2 separate regions of the Homo sapiens genome follow, and region 2 is linked to region 1. A link is a contact called in ENCODE Hi-C data. All regions are on one chromosome and are shown on one strand. The core of a region is the stretch at or near the end of the contact, and the rest is flanking DNA. Distances in the headings are between cores, read along the strand shown.

Region 1 (5,404 bases), core at 1,464-3,963:
ATGCATACACACACACACGTGCGCGCACACACACACCACACAAACCTTGGCATTTGCCGTTATGAGCTCTTAGGATATTATTTTCACACTGCCCTTCTTTCTAAAAAGGTCTACTAAGAAACATTAAAACAAAGAAATTTTCCTAATCCTCTATCCAATGAGATCCTGAACATACATCTTAATACCGCTGTCGCTTATTGCAAGAACCATTTGTCTCTCAAGTCTGCTCTGCCATTAATCTATTTTTTCATTAAAATTTATTTTTATTTTTTATTTTTAGATATGGGGTCCCACTGTGTTGCCCAGGCTTGCCTCAAACTCCTGGACTCAAGCAATCCTTCTGCCTTGGCCTCCCAAAGTGCTGTGACTATAGGTGTGAGCCACTTCACCCAGCCTTCCCTTTTTATCTTGAATAATATTCCTTGCCTTAAATTCTATTTTGTTTCATATTGGTTGCATGTTATACATTTTCCATTCTTTTACTTTTCTATATTCTTCTATATAAGGAAAATCTCTTGAAAGTAGCATATTTTTTTTTTTTCCAATCTGGCGATCTTTAGCTTTTAATTAGAGTACTTACTTTGCTGACATTTCATGTAATTACAAATATATTTGGGTTTAAATCTATCATCTTACTACCTTTTTTTAAATTATACTTTAAGTTCTGGGGTACATGTGCAGAATGTGCAGGTTACATAGGTATACATAGGTATACACGTGCCATGGTGATTTGCTGCACCCATCTACCCTAATACCTATGTCATCTACATTAGGTATTTCTCTAATGCTATCCCTCCCCTAGCCCCCAGCCCCCGACAGGCCCCGGTGTGTGATGTTCCCCTCCCTGTGTCCATGTATTCTCATTGTTCAGCTCCCACTTATAAGTGAGAACATGCGGTGTTTAGTTTTCTGTTCTTGTTTTAGTTTGCTGAGAACGATGGTTTCCAGCTTCATCCGTGTCCTTGCAAAGGACATGAATCCAGCAGCACACCAAAAAGCGTATCCACCACAATCAAGTCAGCTTCATCCCTGGGATGCAAGGCTGGCTCAACATATGCACATCAATAAACGTAATCCATCACATAAACAGAACCAATGACAAAAGCCACATGATTATCCCAATAGATGCAGAAAAGGCCTTCAATAAAATTCAACACCCCTTCATGGTAAAAACTCTCAATAAACTAGGTATTGATAGAACATATCTCAAAATAAGAGCTGTTTATGACAAACCCGCAGCCAGTATCATACTGAATGGGCAAAAACTGGAAGCATTCCCTTTGAAAACTGGCACAAGAAAAGGATGCCCTCTCTCACCACTCCTAGTCAACATAGTATTGGAAGTTCTGGCCGGGGCAATCAGCCAAGGGAAAGAAATAAAGGGTATTCAAGTAGGAAGAGAGGAAGTCAAATTGTCTCTGTTTGCAGATGACATTAATCTATTTTTAAAAAGGGGTGCCAGCCCCTCTTAGAAGTTTGCCTGTTGCTTAAAATCCTATCCATTACTGATTTTATTACACTCCTGCTTCAAATTTGATTCATTTGCTTATAATTACTGGCGAATAAATGGCTAGGTGCCACTTTCAACGGCAAGCTTACAGTTCTGTAGAAGCTATAAAAGTCAACTTCAGAACAGCTGCCGTAGGATGGCTTGGGTTGGGAGGTTCTAGAGCTATAAGTCACTTCACCACCAGAATGCCAGATCAAGGGTCTGCTTTTTAGTTGCACCCAACAGACAGGAAGCAGGCTTATCAGTGACTCTTTAGCAATGGCTAATAAAGAAGATAGCTTAGATGTGGAATCTCAAACAGCTGAATTCACAGTAGCAGAGAGTAGAATGGTGGTTATTAGGGGAAGGGGCTGGGAGAGAAGAAAGGGAAGGTGCTGGTCAAAGTGTATAAAATTTTAGGTATGTAGGGTGAATACATTCTAGAGATCTAATGTATAGCATAGTGACCATAGTTAGTAATACTATATTATATACATGAAATTTGATAGGAGAGTATATCTCAAGTATTCTCACCACACACATACACAAGGTAACTACCTGAGAAGATGGGTATGTTAATTAGCTAACGATAGCAGTCATTTAACTCTCTATATTAAAACATCCTGCTGTATACCTTAAATATATTCACTTTTTTTGAAACAGGGTCTCACTGTGCCACCCAGGCTAGAGTGCAATGGCACGATCAAAGCTCACTGTAGCCGTTATTTCCCAGGCTCAAGAGATTTCCCACCTCAGCGCTCCCAAGTAGCTGGGACCAAAGGCGTGCGCCACCACATTTGAGTTTTTTTTTTTTTTTTTTTTTTTTAAGTGGAGATGAAGTCTCGCTATGTTGCCCAGACTGGTCTCAAATTCCTGAGTTGAAGTGATCTTCTTGCCTCAGTCTCCCAAAGTGTTGGGATTACAGGCATGAGCCACCACACTTGGCCTGAAAATATTTTGAAAACTTTAAAAATAAAAAAAAAGAAGATAGCTTGGGGCCACCCTGAATATCGTTATGAGACTCACCTCTGTATGTTTTATAGTAAAATATTATTCATTTTACTCATAAATCATGTTCAAGTGATATTTGAGTGGAAATGTTTTTCTTTCAGCAAATTCAGAGGTAATATCAAGGAGCATGATCTGGAGAAGGCAGCGTGGGTCAAATACTAAAATCTGGACTTACTGTCTCAGCAGTTGGCAAGCAACCAAGGTGAAGCTAGTGCTGTGGAAAGTCCCCAAAGGACCAGAGCAGATATACTCAGTGTCCTTTACCTCTACAGCTCCGCATTTTCAAACTCCCCCACTTGTCCTTCAGTCCATCCTCTAAATACTGTTCTTTCTCAGCTTGTGTTCTCACTCATCATCTCTTCTCATGCCACCTGACCTCCTTATGTGAGGTTCTTGGCATCAGTCATCAGATTTACCCTGACAACTCCCACGGATACATGATTAGCTCTGATATCCACCGGGGTTTAAAGAACTGTTGCAAATTCTTCCTGATTACCTCCTCTTAAAGGCACCTCAAATTCAATGTGACTGAAACGGAGCTCTTCCCCTGTATATCAGCTGTCAGTTCTCATTGCTTCAGCACCTAGTAAATTCTCTCACCAGCTCACTCCTTTCAGACTACTCCATAAAATCAAGAAAAGCCTAAAATGGCCAAAAACTAACCTATCCTGCATAATCATCGCTTGTAATTTTGCCCACAACTTCAGTAGTTTGACGTAAAAGATGTTCCATTCTTTACCACTGAGTAAAGAAGTTAAAAATGTTCCGTAATTTCGAATTCCTCTTTGTTCTAAGACTTTACTCTCACCTCCGGGTTCACAGCTAAGCTCCCCCATGACTGATACCGCTGAAAGTCTTGTTTCAACAAAACATTCATGTATATGTAAAAAATAAATCATCTGACAAATTGAGAATTGCTCAATTTGAAAAACAGATTCAGTGATAAAGACAGAGGTCAATATTAAACCTATGAGTAAGGTAAAGAAATGGGCGGGAAGAAAAATAACCCCAAATCGTTGACTTCCCAGAACCCAGAGGCTAATAGGACTCTCACTTCCTGCTTGAGGTGAAAGCAAGCAAAGGCACCTCTGTTCCTATCTTGTCTTGGTCAAAAGATAAATATGAATTATTATTCTTTTCTTTTTTCATCAGTAAAGAACTTTCCATCACCCTTTTGGCAACTTTCTGCACCAGCCACTTCCCCCTCATAACTCCAGTCAACCGTTCTCACATCTGAGAAAAATAGGTGGAGGATATTTCCAGGAGCCTCTGTTGCTGAGGTTGCCCACAGTCAGGTAAAAGTGGGAGAAATTTCTGAACCACCAAAAACCTGTTCCTGAGAGACAGAAGTAGAAAAAACTTACACATATTTTTAAAAAAGAGAAGTTGAGGTGTAGGGGGATGGTGACTCAATAAAACTTCCTCCCATGATAAAATAAAGTAAAATAAAATAAAGTGAAAGTGTCTGCCACTACATTCTCAGAAGCCAAGCGTAGTCTTTTTATAGCCACCTCAGGGAGTATCTTCAGGATCTCCAAGCATTTAGATATTCCCAACTTCCACATATTTAGCACCTGGGGTGACAGGAAGGGTGTGTTCAACTCCATTAGCAGTATCCTTTGGAAAGGAAGCTGGGTGCACTCTTTCAGAACTGCTTAACATTTCCCTTTTAAAAAGATAGATCGGTAGAATTTAGTGAATTTTCCATATAGCTTAATTTCAATTCCATGTAAGAGCAAAATAACAAAATGGTCATATTTCTTTTATATTTGCTTTCTTCTTTTCTGAGCAGTTGGTGAGAGAGAGGTTGGTTTCTGGGAAGGTGATAATTTGGAGTCTTATTTTTTTTCTGCCCATTTCATATTATAGATTTAATATTGGCTCTGGATCATTGAATGTATTCTTCAAACTGAATGATGCTAGTGAGATGACTTCATTTATACATACATTGATACTTTATTTAAAGGCTCATGTTTTGTTAAGTTCTGTCTTAGGAGAAAATGACCCATGCTTTAAATAGTAGTACGTATGCTTCAGGAAAAAACATATGGTCATCACAATCTCACCATCTACTCTACCTGCTGAGATGGATGTTGGTTTAGGCATCCAGGTTCAAGCTCTGATTTCTATGTTTCTCAAATTTTGTTGTGTAGATGTTACATAATAGATGAAAGGGAGAAAAAGACTTCAAATTAGTCCACTGTGACTTGATTGCTTTGGACTGGAAAGGGCAGAGGGTCAGTAAATAAACAGAAGAGCTGCTTCTGTGCAAAGAGAAAGAGGACAGAAGCCAATGTGGGCTGCACTAAGAGTGAGCTTGAGTCAAACTGAGCAAAGGGAAGGCAACTCCTTTTCTGGTGAGACAATTATAGGAGTCTCAGGGAAAGAAGATTTTAGGAAGTATTTCTCTGCATCAGAAGTAGAATGTTCCTCTAGAATTTTTCAGGACACCTCATTAGAGATTTAAATTGCTTTCAGTTGCTGTTTGTGGGTATTGTACTGTCTCTTCGATTGCTGTAGGATACTGAGGTGGGCTCTAAAGGAGTAGCAAAAGCTCTGCCTGTTTATGGCTCAGTCCCATCGCAGTGGGATTACATTCTCCTTAAGAACTCAAGACACTTGAAAGTCACGTCAACATTTTAGGCCCTGCCTGTACTGAGTTAAATAATTTATTTCAACATAATTTGTTACTTTCGTTGTTATTATACTCGTATTTATTATTAAGTGATTATAATGTAGAAGGAATTGTGCTAAGTGTTATGCATGAGGTAATTTGATTAATCCTTCTACAATCTGAGGCTGGTGCTATTTTTATCCCCATTTAAAGACTGAGGACACTGAGACACAGATTTGACAGTCTGGCCAGTCCTACAGCAAATACGTGCCTATGCCAGGGTTCAAATG
Region 2 (5,404 bases), core at 1,901-4,400, 1.1 Mb before region 1:
ATCTGTGACAGTTTCCCATCTTTCCTTGTTTTTCATGACCTACATGCTTTTTGAAGATTCCTGATCAAGTATTTTATAGAATATTCCTGAATTTGAATTTGTCTGGTGTTTTTTTGTGATTGGACTGAGGATATAAATTTGGGGGAAAAACAACGAGGTGAAGTGCCCTTCCTATCACACCCACATAAGTAGAGTAGAGCCACATGACTTATCACTGGTGATGTTCACCTTGATAACTTGGTGCCATTGTGTGAATGTGTTTCTGTGTTCCCTAAATTTCATTTGTTTGAAATTTAATCTCCAAATTCATATGTTGATAGCATTTGGAGGTGGGGCTTTTGGGAGGTAATTAAGATGAGATAAGGTCATCAGGGTAGAGGCCCCATGGTGGAACTTGTGGCTTTACAAGAAGATAAAGAGAGACCTGAGCTGGCATGCTCTTGCCCTCTCATCATGTGATAGCCTCTGCATCACACAGTAAAAAGCCCTCCCTAGAGGCAGCCCCTCCACCTTGAACTCCCTATCCTCCTGAACTGTAAGAAATATATTTCTTTTTTTCTATAAATTACACAGTCTCCAGCATTCTAACACAGAAGTAGAAAACAGAATGAAACTTGGTTAAAGAGGTTTCTGCCAGGTTTCTTCATTATAATTTTACAATTTTCACTTTCCTATACTCCATTCTTGGAAGTGAGTCACTAATTTAAAAGTATTATTATGACTATGCTATTGCAAGCATAATTTATCCATACCCCTATCATGTGAAAGTTATCATGTAGAGGGTGCTTTCCTTTTACTTATAACTGCACACATGAGTCAAGTATTACCATCCTGACTTCACAAGGGAATTAAGGCTCATGGCCGTTAAATAGCTATTAGTTAGTAAGGGGTAAAAATAAAATTCAAGTGTATGAATATCTGATTCCCAAACACGTGCTCTCTTCTTGTCAGACTGTCCTTTCATCTACCACAACATAAATGTCAATGAGAATGAAGCGATAAATTCCTGTCACGGTTTCTAAGTATGCAACTCACAGACTTTACTTTTACTCCTTAACATACCACCATACTTAACTAGTATGTTTATTTCACAAGGCTGTGGCTGAGCTGTGTGATAATTAGCAAACTGATAAACAGGACCTGTCACTAGTAGGATACCAGACAACACAGATAAACATCATCAAGTCTAGGAACAGGAGGACTAAATGGAAAGTGAGACCCCACGGGAGAATGTAAGTTAATGCATGACCAGAAAATGAATTCAGGGTGAATGCCAGAGAAATGTACAGAAAATAACAGCAGACAATTGTTACAGAAAAAAACTACTGTAGTTTCCCTCTTTCCATACAATCAAGACTGTAGAAGAATGAGTGGTCTACTACAAAGTAAGTCCATTAAGCTTGTGAAGCACAGAATAGAGCAGAGGTCACGTTGGGCACAGAGGATGATGCTGCCTGAGGTTATGAAGGACTGAAGGCAAGGCCCATCAACTGAGGCCTTAGGAAAGCTGCTGGTCTACCTCTTCACTCTTGTGGCTAAAACTGAAGTGCTCAAGTTCAAGATTTGGGCATTTTCAAGATTTTCAATGTCTGTGGCCACTAAGTAGATACTCAGACATTAGCTACATCTCTCTGGAACTTAACTATTCTCCCGCATAACTTTTGGGTCAGACTGGGATGAACCAGTATTCCCTCCATATACAAAAATCCAATGGCTTTCTCTGTATGTAAGGGAATTTCCAAGGACTTAGAACCTTAAGGTTACTTCTGGCTTTAACTTCCTGTTTCCACTAAATTATTGTTTTTGGCTTTGCATTTTCCACCTTTATCCCTGTCCTGGCATTGATTCTGTTGTTGACAGAAATTAGAAAAAAAAAAAAGTTTCTGCTTTTGATCCCTATTTATTTTATTTATTTAAAAATAAATCACTCATTAATTTGTGGTCTTTTTGTGGGCATTTGATTTTATTGTAGCATTGGAGATGAGTGCAGCACAATCACTGTAAAATGCAATTCGATACAAGCTATTTTTCAAGTCTATTGGCTCCTCTCTCTTATTCCTTTTCCAAACCTTTTCTCCTCTATCCCAAACCCCTTAGTTTGGTTCCATTCCTCTAGAAACAACAACGATAACAGATATGTTTCTTCCATTCTCCTGGCAGAGAGATTCAACTCTCTCCTTCACCTGTCCCAAAATTTAGTCCTTAGTCTCTTCTGGTAGTTTTTGTTAGAAGATGAGAAAGCAGAATGGAGAAGCATGGAGACAATTTTTTATTCAGGATACACTTAAAATGTTTGCTTTACGATTATTCCTGTTAGTTAAATTTTTGTAGTAGAGTGAGAGTAAGTTAGCCCCATAGTTCAGATGATCCCAAGAGAGTCAGGAGAACGTGGAAATGTGTTAGCAATAAGGATATTCTAGTAAACTAATTTCCAGGGGAAGCTGGGAGAAAGCACACACAGATATACACATAGTATTTTATGCAAGCATTTATTTCATAAATGTGTTAACTTTTTAAATATTTTAGAATATTCTATCTTCCAAAAGAGTAGTAACTATAACTAACTTATTTAATACCCTCCCTAGTATATTCTCTTGAATTTACAGAGGCTTATGGAGGATTTTTGTTGTATACAATTTAGTTAATAATCTCCTATTTCCTTAAAGTACCTTAACATTCACACGTGTTTTCCTTAACCCAAGAGCTCTTATATATCCAGAATTTTAATCAGATGAATCATTCAGGGTGGTTTAAATTTCCATATAAGTAAAGGTCAAACACTGGAACCATAATGTATTAGCTAGATTAAGTAGAAGTCTTCTTAAACATATACATGATCCTTATGTTCTTAAATAGAATATATTGAATGTAACTGAATGTTTCCTCACTGAATGTGGGTCATCCTGAAAATTAAATATTTCACTTTTTGTACATATAATAATGTCCTGTTGAGGAATACGTAATTGTTCTCCAAATCTAAATAGTTCTTTCTTATTTTGGGCTCTTCCAAATTAAGTTACAAATTTTAGTTCAAATTTGTGGTTTAGGTGGGAGCTGATTCGGGAAAACATCATGCTTATAGTAGAGTAGAGAAATGAGACAGTAAAGGAAGGCAGCCAAGAAAGCAGGCAGATTACCACAGTGACAACTGGAGCTTCATCCTTCCAGGGACCTCTGGTCACCAGTGCACAACACATACTTTAGACTTAACCAAGGGGCAAGGAAGCTGGGATATTTACACATCAATTCTGCCAGTCATTCATTGCAGGCTGCTTCCTGGTGGCATTAATTCTCTGGCACTTTTAACCTGTCATGCACCTGGGTTGCAGTGTAGGCTTGAACTACAAAAGAAAGCTCTGAGGCAAAGAGAGGTTTATGCAGACAAGAGCCAGGCCGGGGAACATAAAAATGACAGAGCCCTGGGAGGTTTGAGTGGGGCATCTACAGCTTCTCCTACAAGCTCCTAATAGGAATGTGAGTTGCTTTGGCTACCATCTGGTTCCCCTCTCTTCCTCTTTATTGTAGAGTTTCATTGATCATTCCTTGTCTGTTCACAGGCTCCCTCTTATTTTCTTCTGTTTTGTTTGCTAAGTTCTGTGTATTTGAAATGTAAATTTCAAAAGCTGTTGTACTTGGTTATGAAATAGAAGTAAATTTTTTTTTTTTTTTTTTTTTTTTTTTTTGCTTAATGCCTTTATGGGCTATCCCCAGAAAAATGTTTGTAGATTCAATGCAAACGTTGTTTCAAAGCCATTTCTGATACTTTCTTTTTCTAGCATTTGTTATCAATAAAATGAGATTGTTGGATAATTGAGTTCTGCATGGATGAGCTATTAATAAAGAAATGAATGTATGTAGATATAATAGAGATCATCATTGAGAGAGATCACAAATGTCCATCACAAATTTTAATCTTATGACATCCTCATTAAAATTATAGATGTAAATATATCAGGTCCATGGCAATAATGGGCTTCCGCAGTAGTCTATTTTAGGAACTTTCTCAGAATGGCTCCAGTATTATGAACTTAAAATATTTCATATTATAAATAATAATAAGAACATCAACAATAATATTTATTATATCAATTTGGGGGTGATTTAAAAATTGTATGACTTCTGAATAAAAATGATGGATTGACCAAATGCATTTATTTCTACTCCCTTCAGAAATGCCATAAAATGACAGTAAAAGAATTAAAATGCTATAAACCTACAGCAAAAAAAGAAGAGGGAAGAGATGACAAGAATGAGCAGGAGAGTTCAGTGAATTGCTGAAGATGGAAAGTGAGTTGGATAGTGATTAACAGCCCCACTGAAAGGAGAAAGCACAACCCGAAGTAACTGCAGTGAGTGAGCAACAAGCAGCCTCATGCCAGAGAATCCCTAAGAGGTTCAGAACTTGCAGAAAGGCACAGAGGAAGACGAGTGGTCAAGCGCAAGGTCAAAAGCGCAGGGACTGGTTTAAGGTCTGATTGTAGCATCCTTAAATCACCATGCCCATACCCTCACAGCCAAGACATTTCTCCTCCTCTCTAAGTCCCTGCCACTCTCTGTATTTACTACCCTTCTTTTCACTAGAAGAATAAAGAGTTATTCCCTGGACAAACAAAACTGAGGTGAGGCCACAGCTCTAGCAGAAACGTGGGACACAAGAGCTGCACAGTGGTGGATCGAGTGCAGTTCCACAAAGCACACTCACCCATCTACTTCCCCAGCTCTGGCAAACAAGCACGTTGCCTTCAAGTAGAAGCTGGGAAAATTCTTTCCTTGAGACACCTAACGACTCATAAGGTGAGAAATGCAGACACTAGTACGCAAGGATTCTCTCTTTTTCTCTCTCTCTCTAAATTTTTTTTTAGACAAGGTCTTATTCTGTTACCCAAGCTGAAGTGCAGTGGCACAATCATAGCTCACTTCAGCCTTGACCTCTAAGGCTCAAGTAATCCTCCTGCCTCAGCCTCCAAAGTAGCAGGAACTACAGGCATGCACTGCCATGCCTGGCTAATTTGTTGTTGTTGTTGTTTTGTAGAAACAGGGTCACACCGTGTTGTCCAGGCTGGTCTCAAACAGCCCTCCTGCCTCAGCCTCCCAAAGTGCTAGCATTACAGCTGTGAGCCATCACGCCTGCACATGCAAGGATTCTTTCTAACCACATACACACAAACACACATGTACCCACTGAAAGGGCTGCTAAATGTCCATGCCGTCTATACCAGAACCCCTCTATGCTACAATTGCCACACAAATGATGAGCTTCCAAAGATCAAATGCTCATTTTAAATATGAAGGCTCCCAACACGCAGGAGAGATCAAAACAAACATGAAAGGAGGAGAGCAGAGAAAAAGTATAAAGTGCACGCAGAAAAATTAAAATGTGGTTAACTATAATTAATAGCCTCTA

What was found. A loop is a pair of places that touch in the nucleus more often than their neighbours do. Pooled maps may share reads with other maps.
Region 2: a loop to region 1 is called in a pooled map, with 2.7 times the contacts of the local background. The contact joins two enhancer-like sites. A Hi-C loop is called at or near these places in 4 of 37 single-sample maps with no recorded cell type and 2 of 50 pooled maps.

The regions. Positions count from the first base shown.
Region 1 is chr7:17,400,505-17,405,908 of GRCh38, reverse strand. The region is part of intron 1 of LINC02888 (long intergenic non-protein coding RNA 2888); the gene reads right to left. Among named protein-coding and RNA genes, the nearest start is that of LINC02888, 28 kb to the right of the region's middle. RefSeq lists an enhancer at 1-494. Within about 2 kb of position 2,713, at least 2 of the 41 ENCODE cell types and tissues checked have a DNase peak (open chromatin) inside an H3K27ac peak, as active enhancers do.
Region 2 is chr7:18,534,002-18,539,405 of GRCh38, reverse strand. All of the region lies in intron 2 of HDAC9 (histone deacetylase 9), which reads right to left. Among named protein-coding and RNA genes, the nearest start is that of HDAC9, 41 kb to the right of the region's middle. Within about 2 kb of position 3,150, at least 2 of the 41 ENCODE cell types and tissues checked have a DNase peak (open chromatin) inside an H3K27ac peak, as active enhancers do.